Regions from separate parts of the Homo sapiens genome. Here region 1 is linked to region 2. The links are chromatin loops, found by intact Hi-C in ENCODE. Cell type or tissue: IMR-90. All regions are shown on one strand. Links, peaks and the distances in the headings refer to the core of each region. The heading gives the core; the rest is flanking DNA.

Region 1 (4,399 bases), core at 253-4,252, 57 kb after region 2:
CCTTCCCTAATTCTTTCCTCTGGCATGTTTTCCATAACATGGATAGTTTTGAGTTTTTAAAACACGGCCTTATTTTTCCCACTTCCCTCAAATTGATTCAAAAATATTTCAGGGGTTCCTAAAAGGCAACTGCAATTTGTGGGACACAACAATAAAAAAAGGTAAACATGGTTTCTAACCTCACAGAACCTGGCAGTTTTAAAATGGTAAGATATAACAGATATGTAACTAGGTACCTTATAAAAAACACTACAAAAGGGATAATATTGGATGGTTTTGGAGAGACCTCTAACCCAGATTTATGTCCGGAATGGCATCCCAGAAATTGTGGCATTCCTGCATACATTTGAGGGATGGGGAGGAGGTTGGACAATCAAAGAGGCAAGACAGTGTTCAGGCAAGAGTCATGGCATGTGCAAAGGCCCAGAGGTGACTACATTTTGTTGTTCCAAGGATGTCAAAGAAGTGTAGGTTGGATGAGCTAGAGTGGCAGAGAGAGACAGTCATGAAGACATTTCAGGGAGACAGTGCTGGTTTCAGCTTGTGGAGAGAGGAAAGATGGTCAGTTAGAGGTTGTGTCTTCATCTAAGCAAGGGAGCCTGGTGGCCTGAACTAGGATAGCAGAGATTGTTTGAGAAATGTTATTGAGATAAAAAGAGTGTTGGCTTTTTTGTTTGTTTGTTTGTTTTAAGGCAGAGCTTCACTCTTGTTGCCCAGGCTGGAGTGCAATGGTGCAATCTCTGCTCACAGCAATCTCCGCCTCCCAGGTTCAAGCGATTCTCCTGCCTCAGCCTCCCAAGTAGCTGGCATTACAGGGATGCGTCACCATGTCCGGCTAATTTTTTTTTTTTTTTTTTTTTTGTATTTTTTAGTAGAGACGGGGTTTCTCCATGTTGGTCAGGCTGTTCTCAAACTCCTGATCTTAGGTGATCCACCCGCCTCGGGCTTCCAAAGTGCTGGGATTACAGGCATGAGCCACCGCACCTGGCCCCTGATTGTTGGCTTTTTAGGATACCTTAAAAGTGGAGGCAGATATACTGTTCTGAGACTCCTGGGCATTGACTGCTTTTTTCTCTTGGAAAGAGAATATTGCCTTTCTGATGCTGAGTTTACTTAAAGAGCCAGGAAAGGTCAACGCTTGCAAATAACCCCTTAAGTGGAAGTACATAGATTGTTAGTTCAGGTTCTTCTGGAATGTTGGACATAAACCTAAGTATAAAAAATGTAGTGTTGCAACAAAAATTTGGATTTTTTTTTAAAATTTGTTAGATTCCTGCCTATGCAAAGGGTAGCACCAGCTACAGAGCACTTCATACGGATCCCAGGCAAGGAAAAAATAGAGAAGAGATTATGCTGCATCTGCCCCTTCTCTGTGTGGACCATGATACCATTGTTTGTTCTCTATCATGGACTAAATAAATCAGAGACTCTAAGTAGATGTGAGTTCTGTGTGTGTGTGTGTGTGTGTGTGTGTGTTCAACTGAGTGTGTGTTTTATCCCTGCCAATGGTAACTTTATTTGCAAAGCTGAGTACGTTTGGAAGATAGAAACAATACTTTCTTGCAACTGATGGGGTAAGCAGGCTAAGCAAAAAAAGAAAAGTCAAGGACATCCCTGAAGTTTCTGGTTATGGCAACTGACAAGATGTTACCATCAATCCCCAGGGCTTGAGACAGAGGATGGCCTGGTTTGTGGGTTAGATGGGATAGGTAACTGTCAACCTTTTGAATTGGAGGTATCCTGTAGGCTCTCCATGTGCAGATGTCTAATAGGCTGTGGCTGTCCAGTCTTGAAATTCTGGAGAGAGGCTTGAGCTGGATAAAGATTTAGCAGTTGACAGCTAATAATTTCATGGGACTTGGTATGATCATCTGAGAAAAAAATGTACAAGGAAGAGAAATAAGAAGTTCACATGACAGTGCAGGTACTCAAGGAATAGGAAGGGGAAGAAAATCCTGTGAAACAAGTGGGGGAAAAAAAAGAACACCTTACTTTCCTTTACATGTGCTATTCACTCAGTGCAAACTTGACCTGTCATTCCACAGGGCGAGTTTTATTCCCCATCCCACCACTCAGAGTTGACCTCCTTTATGTCCCCTAAATCAGAGGCCACAAAATTAATGTACATAGGACATATTCGGCCCCTAGATAGGTTTTATTTGGCCTATGGATTTCTTTAGAATTTTGAATCAAGTGCCAGTCTATTCACATTTCAGTTTGCCACAGGCCCCGTTTCTGCCTTCTGTCTTACACCAGTCCTATTCCTCTCAGGCCTTTATTTTATATGCCAAACCTCTGAAAGCTCTCACAATTGCAAAAATATCACGGATCTTCCTATGTCTATTTTTTTCTTGTGGAATACCTCTCTGCCTATTGCAAATCTATTCATCCCACAGGGTGTGACCTGTGGTTCACGTCTTTGGTGAAGCTTCCTGCCCTCTGAATTTTTATAGCCCTTAATGGGTTGTTATTGTTGTTATTATTCTCTTGATGAGTGACTCAGCATACATAGCACATGGATTCTATGACTCCTATGAATAGGGAAATAAACAAAGGGCTCTGCAGTTTTGTGCTCTGACTCATAGATGCAACTACCAGGGAATTTGCTCTTTTTAGTGGCTTGTTTCCTGTTCTAATGAGAAAAATGGAAAGCACAGCTCAGAAACAGACTCTACTTAGAAAATGTGGATGGTATGTCTGTCCAGCATGACAATGTCAAATCTCACATTTTGAAATGCCAACTTACAACTTTTCTGCCATTTACTCTGACACTAGCATGTTGAGTTGCACTAACAGTTCCTTTTTCTGATTATTGGTGATGCAATATTATCAGCTTCTCTTGGCTGGTGCCACATGTTGCAGTTAAGTCTCTGCAGCTGTCTACTCTGCGGTATGTATAGGAGGGCTTTGGTGCATATGTGATCTGTGCAGGGATGCCTTTCTGACCAGAACCTTTGGGAAAACTGCACAGTGAGAGACGGAAGAATTGCCAGGATCAGCCTTACCATGCTTTACAATCTGTGTCCAGGAGTGGCACTGCCCCACCCACTGATGAATCATCACACTGATATTATCAAAGGAGACATTACATTTTCAATGTCATGTTTTAGGTTTATAATTTAATTTTCAGCTCTGGCAATTCCAGAAGCATCCCTAGGGACATATGAAGAGGAAGGGGCTAGCGTGTACTCGAAATGAATACATGTTCATTTCTTGAGCACCTTAATTGGCATGCACATCTCACAAGCTCCCTTTTTCTCTGCTGCAGCCAAACTCTCTCACACCACCAAGTTACTCAATATTCCTCCTGCACTGACTGCCTTCCTTTCCACTCAACCTCAAGTCAGATCTACTTTAGTAATAAATCTCTGCTGGGAATGATCAGAACAAATACTGAGTGTGCACCACAATATTAAAAATAAGTGTAATATAGACTTATTTAATAAGGTCCAACAGACTTTTATAACATTTGGAATATTTTACCAAAGGTACTATCAGCATTATGTTTAATGCATTTTCTCCAAGACAGAAAAATCTTTTCAAGAATGAGGGGGGAAAAGAAAAAAAACACAAAACACAGAGAAAAGTCAGATGGGCTCTGATGCATTCTCACTCAACTAAATCTGTGATTCTCCTTCCTTTCCCAGATCTTTCTCTTCGGCCAGACCCACAAAATGTGAAGCCTCTTTGTGTTCACCCTGATTTATGAATAGTCGGCACTGGGCAATTGCGGTCCCAGTGGGATACATTTCAGTTTAAAAATAGTCTGAAGCACTTTCTTTCAAATTCCCACATGTCCACTGCCACCTCATAATATGTGCTTCTCCTTCTGTCCTTGTGCAGTTAAAGTCGGATCCATGTACGGGGAATGAAAGCACTGAATTTGTTTGTAGCACTTTGAACCAAAATGGTGAATTTATTTAGAGAGTAGTTCCAGCGAGTTAAGTTAGTTTCAATGGACATATTGGCTGCAACTGGAGCATTGATGGAAGGGAGGCATACTACTTTAATGTCCTCAAAAAGAAAAAAAGAAAGAAAGAAAATAAATAAATAAAATCCAGTCAACTGCAGGATAAGTATCCATAGGCCAAACAAATCCCTCTCAAAATGACTGCAAGTTCAGGTGACACCAACAGCTGTCAAAAGACCCCTGTTTGCCTGGCGGCAGCTTTGGGTTCAAATTCTTCCTAGTTTACAGTGACATTTCATTTAATGCTTGCACTCTGACTCCATTTGTCTGCCCTGCAAAAGCTCTGCAAAGAGCTGACCCAGTTAACACTTTCTGTTTCACAAACCCAGAGACTGAACAGCAGGGAGGCTACAGCAAAGTGCTGAGTTGTCCTAGCTGAGCAGTAAGGGGACAATGACTGTGGCCACAGTCCATGTCATTTTTGTTTCT
Region 2 (4,399 bases), core at 191-4,190:
ACCAATACTGTGATCAGATCAGTGGAATACTTTGATGAGTGAGACCCAGGTTGCATACATGGTCCCTGAGTCAGCAGTGGAATGAATCTCATGGATAAAGAGCTCGGAAGAGATCAGATCTCTTAGGGAATTGAGTTTGCTTTTATTGCAGGCAGGAAGAAGGGTGACTGGATAGGCAATAATCGGTAGATATTCACTCTACCAACCTTCCTTCCTCCCACCTCACAAATTCCAAATTAGTTTTAAAATCTCTACTCAGGCAGCACCTCCTATCCCAAATCATCTTTGACTCTCATCAACAAAGGAAGTACTGTGTATTACCTTGTCTACACCTCCATTATTGCATGAACTTTTGGCCTGACTTCCTGTCTAAATGAGCCATGGGAGCTCTAAGAAGAAGAGTCATAATTTTATGTTTCATCCACTTAATGCCAAGCATAATGCCTAATATATAGGACTCATACATGTCTCTGTGTGTGTATGTGCGTGTATTTTAAGCTGGTCAACTCAAAGAACCACAATTTATGGAAGGTATTTCTTCTTTGGACAGCTACTATCATTTCTAGTATAAAAAACAAAATGCAGCCAGCTTGAAGTAACCTCTGAGAAAGTGATTCCTATCATTGAATTAAGGGCTGAAGGTCACTGAGTGGCTCCAGTGTCAAAGGAGAATGTATAACAGGAAGAAAGCTGAGTGTTCTCAGGCAACTTGGATTTTGTCTCTGGGTCCTACTTTTTCTGTTTCTAAAACAACCTAACTTTTAGATTAAATCTTAGAAGTCTTCTAGATCCTTCAAATGGTTCATGTGGTGGTCCCCTGATAAAAGATGTGAACAACAGGGAAGGCCGCAGGAGGGCTGAATCTGGGAATGTGCATAAGGTGAGGATTGAGTGGTCCATACCTAGATCTAGGCAAGCAAGTTATGGAATTGGAAGCTCATGGGAGTCAGTAGAACATCCACGGTATCAAAGGGAAAGCAAAGATCTAACAAGAATATATTCTTTCTTTCTGTTCTTTTCCATACCACTGGCTGGCTGACCACATTTCTTCCACTCAGCCTGTCTCTACTTCTATACCTTTTTTTTTTTTTTTCAATCTGAAAACAAGAAAGTCTTGTTTCACTTAGTTTGTGTCTGTTCTTTCTTTTTCCTAAGTAAATGTTATCCAAGGTAAATGTCTATATTTATTGTCAGAAACATCTCCTCTTAGGTGCAGATGGCATCTTGGCAGAATATCAGAAGTTTCTCTTGCAATTCCTGGGGATTTTCTGGATCAACAAATATCTTGTAAGAAGCTAGGAACCCCTGTTTTCTGTCAGACCATAAACTCTATAGCAGTATGTAATTTTGATCCGCGCACCTGTATGTCTGTGCCTGGAGAAACCAGTTCGTCTCTTTTATTACTTCATGACCCTTATCCAAGTGCCTGACACATGGTAGGCCCTCAATGATACAATTCTTTAATGACTGAATAAATAAAACATAAATTAGTAAATGTCTTGCATTTGGAATATTCATATTTCATCAATTTTAGGGCATGTTATATATTTTTCACTTGTTGACACCTGTGGAATACTTGCTGGCCACATTCAATCACTCCTGGCTAAAGAGCATTGTATTGGAGTTGTTATTGACTACACATGTACACATCTGGCCAAAACTTCCATGGTGTCATGTACATTATTGGTAAAATATGTTGAACTTAAATATCATTTGCTTTTATATGAAACAATGATGTTTAATGAACATTTAAAAGAATGTTCTTTAAAAGAAAGAATATTGTCCTACTTGTTGTCTGATAATCTTCCATTTAAGCCTTCTCATAAGATCAAGAAAGCGTAAGTGTCAGCATACAGAATGAATGTCAGCAGCTTGGAGGAAAATCACCAAGATGATAGGAGAACAAATACTATTTTAAGAAGTGCTGTGGGCGGGGCCCGATGGCTCACGCCTAATCCCAGCACTTTGGGAGGCCGAGGTGGGTGGATCATGAGGTCAGGAGTTCAAGACCAGCCTGGCCAAGATGGTGAAACCCCTTCTCTACTAAAAACACAAAAATTAGCTGGGCGTGGTGGCACACGCCTGTAATCCCAGCTACTCAGGAGGCTGAGCCAGAGAATTGCTTGAACCCAGGAGGTGGAGGTTGCAGTGAGCCAAGATCATGCCACTCCATTCCAGCCTGGGCGACAGAGTGAGACTCTGTCTCAAAAAAAAAAAAAAAAAAAAAAAAGAAGTGCTGCATCACCAACTCTCCAGCTCAGAATGTATGGAATGTACAGACATTAATGACTCTGAGTCAAAGATAATGATTCAGAAGGGTTGGATTCCTAATATGAAGAACTTTTAGCAATGTATTCTGTTTATATTTTCCATAAGAGCGTTATACAATTAAAATTTATGTCTAAATGAGTCTTATGAGATCTTTCAATAAGTTTTTAACATTAAATGATAAACATTAGGCTATAATGTGATTGACAACATTTTTATTACTTAGTCATTATACAGTAATGTATCATACAATCAATAGATCTCAGGTCTTATGAAATATCAATAGAAGAGACATTTTGAGGCTGAAGAACTAGTTATGAAGCCTCAAATCTTGCCACATAGAGTATTTCCTGCTTCTCCCCTGGAACTAAATTAATTCTCTCTCCATGAAGATAGGCTTGGATTAGACCTAAGAGAGAGTGTTCTCAAAATCAAAATATGTGAATGACAAGATTAGGTATTGAGGGACATTGTGAGTTCTACAGCCTCTGAGATTTGCGGGACAAGCCTGCTAGGTTCTACCCATGTTTGTATGCACAGAGCACATGTGCTTTTAAACATATGCATTCTTCTGTGGAATGACTAGATAAGTTGGCCTTCTGTCCTTGTAATACAGGAGATGCAAAAAAAAAAAAAAAAAAAGCAAATAAAATAGTAAGAAATGGAACTTAGCTGATTGCCTGAATCCATATATCAGAAGCCTGTAAAGAGTAAGAAATAGTCAATTTGTATGATCTTTCTTCACTGATCAGGAAGAGATGTTCTTGATCATAGATTAAAGTTGCTTTGGGCTTTATTTTAGAAAATAAGAAACATAAGCTATTTGCTTATGAACAGATACTGCTTTAGCAAAGCCTTTCCTGGGACCTACTGAGCATTGCATTGAGGTGTATAAAATATGATTAGATAGCAGTATTTGCATACTTGGTTCGTAAATAGAGCAACATTCCTTATGTGTCTGGGTCTATAGGTCTTTGTATCAGCAGACGAAATAAATCCCCCAAAACAACAATAAGATTCACTTGTCTTTAAAAATCACTACAGAAAGATCTGGTCTCTCCAAGGTATCTTTGAAGAGTGCCTTGTCATGTTCATTTATCTAACTATAAGTTATAATGTCGAATGTCATGGCTAATAGACACTTTTCATTTAGTTCCTAATTTGGACTGTGTTGATTTGACCTTCTGTAGACTGATGAGACATTATTTCAAACCAACTAGTTTCAGAGAGCCATAAATACAGTTCAGGGCACAAGAATCACACTTCCAACTCCAGTGCTATGTTTATACATTCTTCATTTCTCTGGGGCTGTTCTTTCTATCAAGAACATGTTTTCTTCTTGTCCTGACTACCCCATTTCTTCATTAGCAGTTCAGGCACTGTTTCCTCCAAGACACCTAACATAGCCCATTCACCTCAATAGTCCAGCTACATTAACATTGAATTATACGGTTGCCATAGTGTCGGAACTGGGTACCTATGTTTATCCCAGAATGAATCACACCAACGAGGTACCTTTTACTAGACTTCCTCCCCCACTAGTAGTCTGTGGATAATTTGAAAGCAGATGTGTTTGCTTGTACTCAGTACTAGAACAGTGCCTAAAATAAAGAACATCTCTCAATAAATGAAGAAACAGTTGAGAAATACATTTAAAATTATATTTATTCATGGATAAATTAATAAACTTTTTATATTGTTGTTTATTTATTTATTTTGAGATGGAGTTTTGCTCTTGTTGCCCAGGCTGGAGTGCAATGGCGTGATCTCAGCTAACCGCAACCTCTGCCTCCCAGATTCAAGCGATTCTCCTGCCTCAATCTCCCAAGTAGCTGGGATGACAGGCACGCGCCACCATGCTCGGCTACTTTTTTGTATTTTTAGTAGAGACAGGGTTCTTCCATGTTGGTCAGGCTGGTCTCCAACTCCTGACCTCAGGTGATCTGCCTGCCTCGGCCTCCCAAAGTGCTGGGATTACTGGCGTGAGCCATTATGCCCAGCCTTTTTTTAAATAGCCTTTACTGGGATTTTATTGAAGTTTTCCTAAAAATACTTTTTCATAAGCTTGTATTTTCTGATACTGGGGCTCCCCTTAAGTATTCTTGTGCTGACATGACTAAATAATATGAAC

The links. Hi-C counts contacts between places; a loop is a spot of excess contacts. Peaks named below come from ENCODE experiments on the same cell type or tissue, not always from the same donor. Only the 100,000 strongest peaks of a DNase experiment are listed, where the experiment ranks them.
Region 1: a loop joins it to region 2, with 2.3 times the contacts of the local background. A loop is called at or near these places in 1 of 110 quality-filtered maps.

What each region holds. Positions count from the first base shown.
Region 1 is chr5:167,292,530-167,296,928 of GRCh38, forward strand. All of the region lies in intron 3 of TENM2 (teneurin transmembrane protein 2), which reads left to right. It overlaps TENM2-AS2 (TENM2 antisense RNA 2), which reads right to left. Exons shown (of 3, transcript NR_199036.1): 3 at 3,883-4,014. Among named protein-coding and RNA genes, the nearest start is that of TENM2-AS2, 8.6 kb to the right of the region's middle. RefSeq lists enhancers at 2,125-3,324, 2,349-3,164. In IMR-90, for the core only: no CTCF peak of the experiment used is centred there; a DNase peak (open chromatin) is centred at 2,542; H3K27ac peaks cover 1,186 bases.
Region 2 is chr5:167,235,804-167,240,202 of GRCh38, forward strand. All of the region lies in intron 2 of TENM2 (teneurin transmembrane protein 2), which reads left to right. Among named protein-coding and RNA genes, the nearest start is that of TENM2-AS2, 65 kb to the right of the region's middle. In IMR-90, for the core only: no CTCF peak of the experiment used is centred there; no DNase peak of the experiment used is centred there.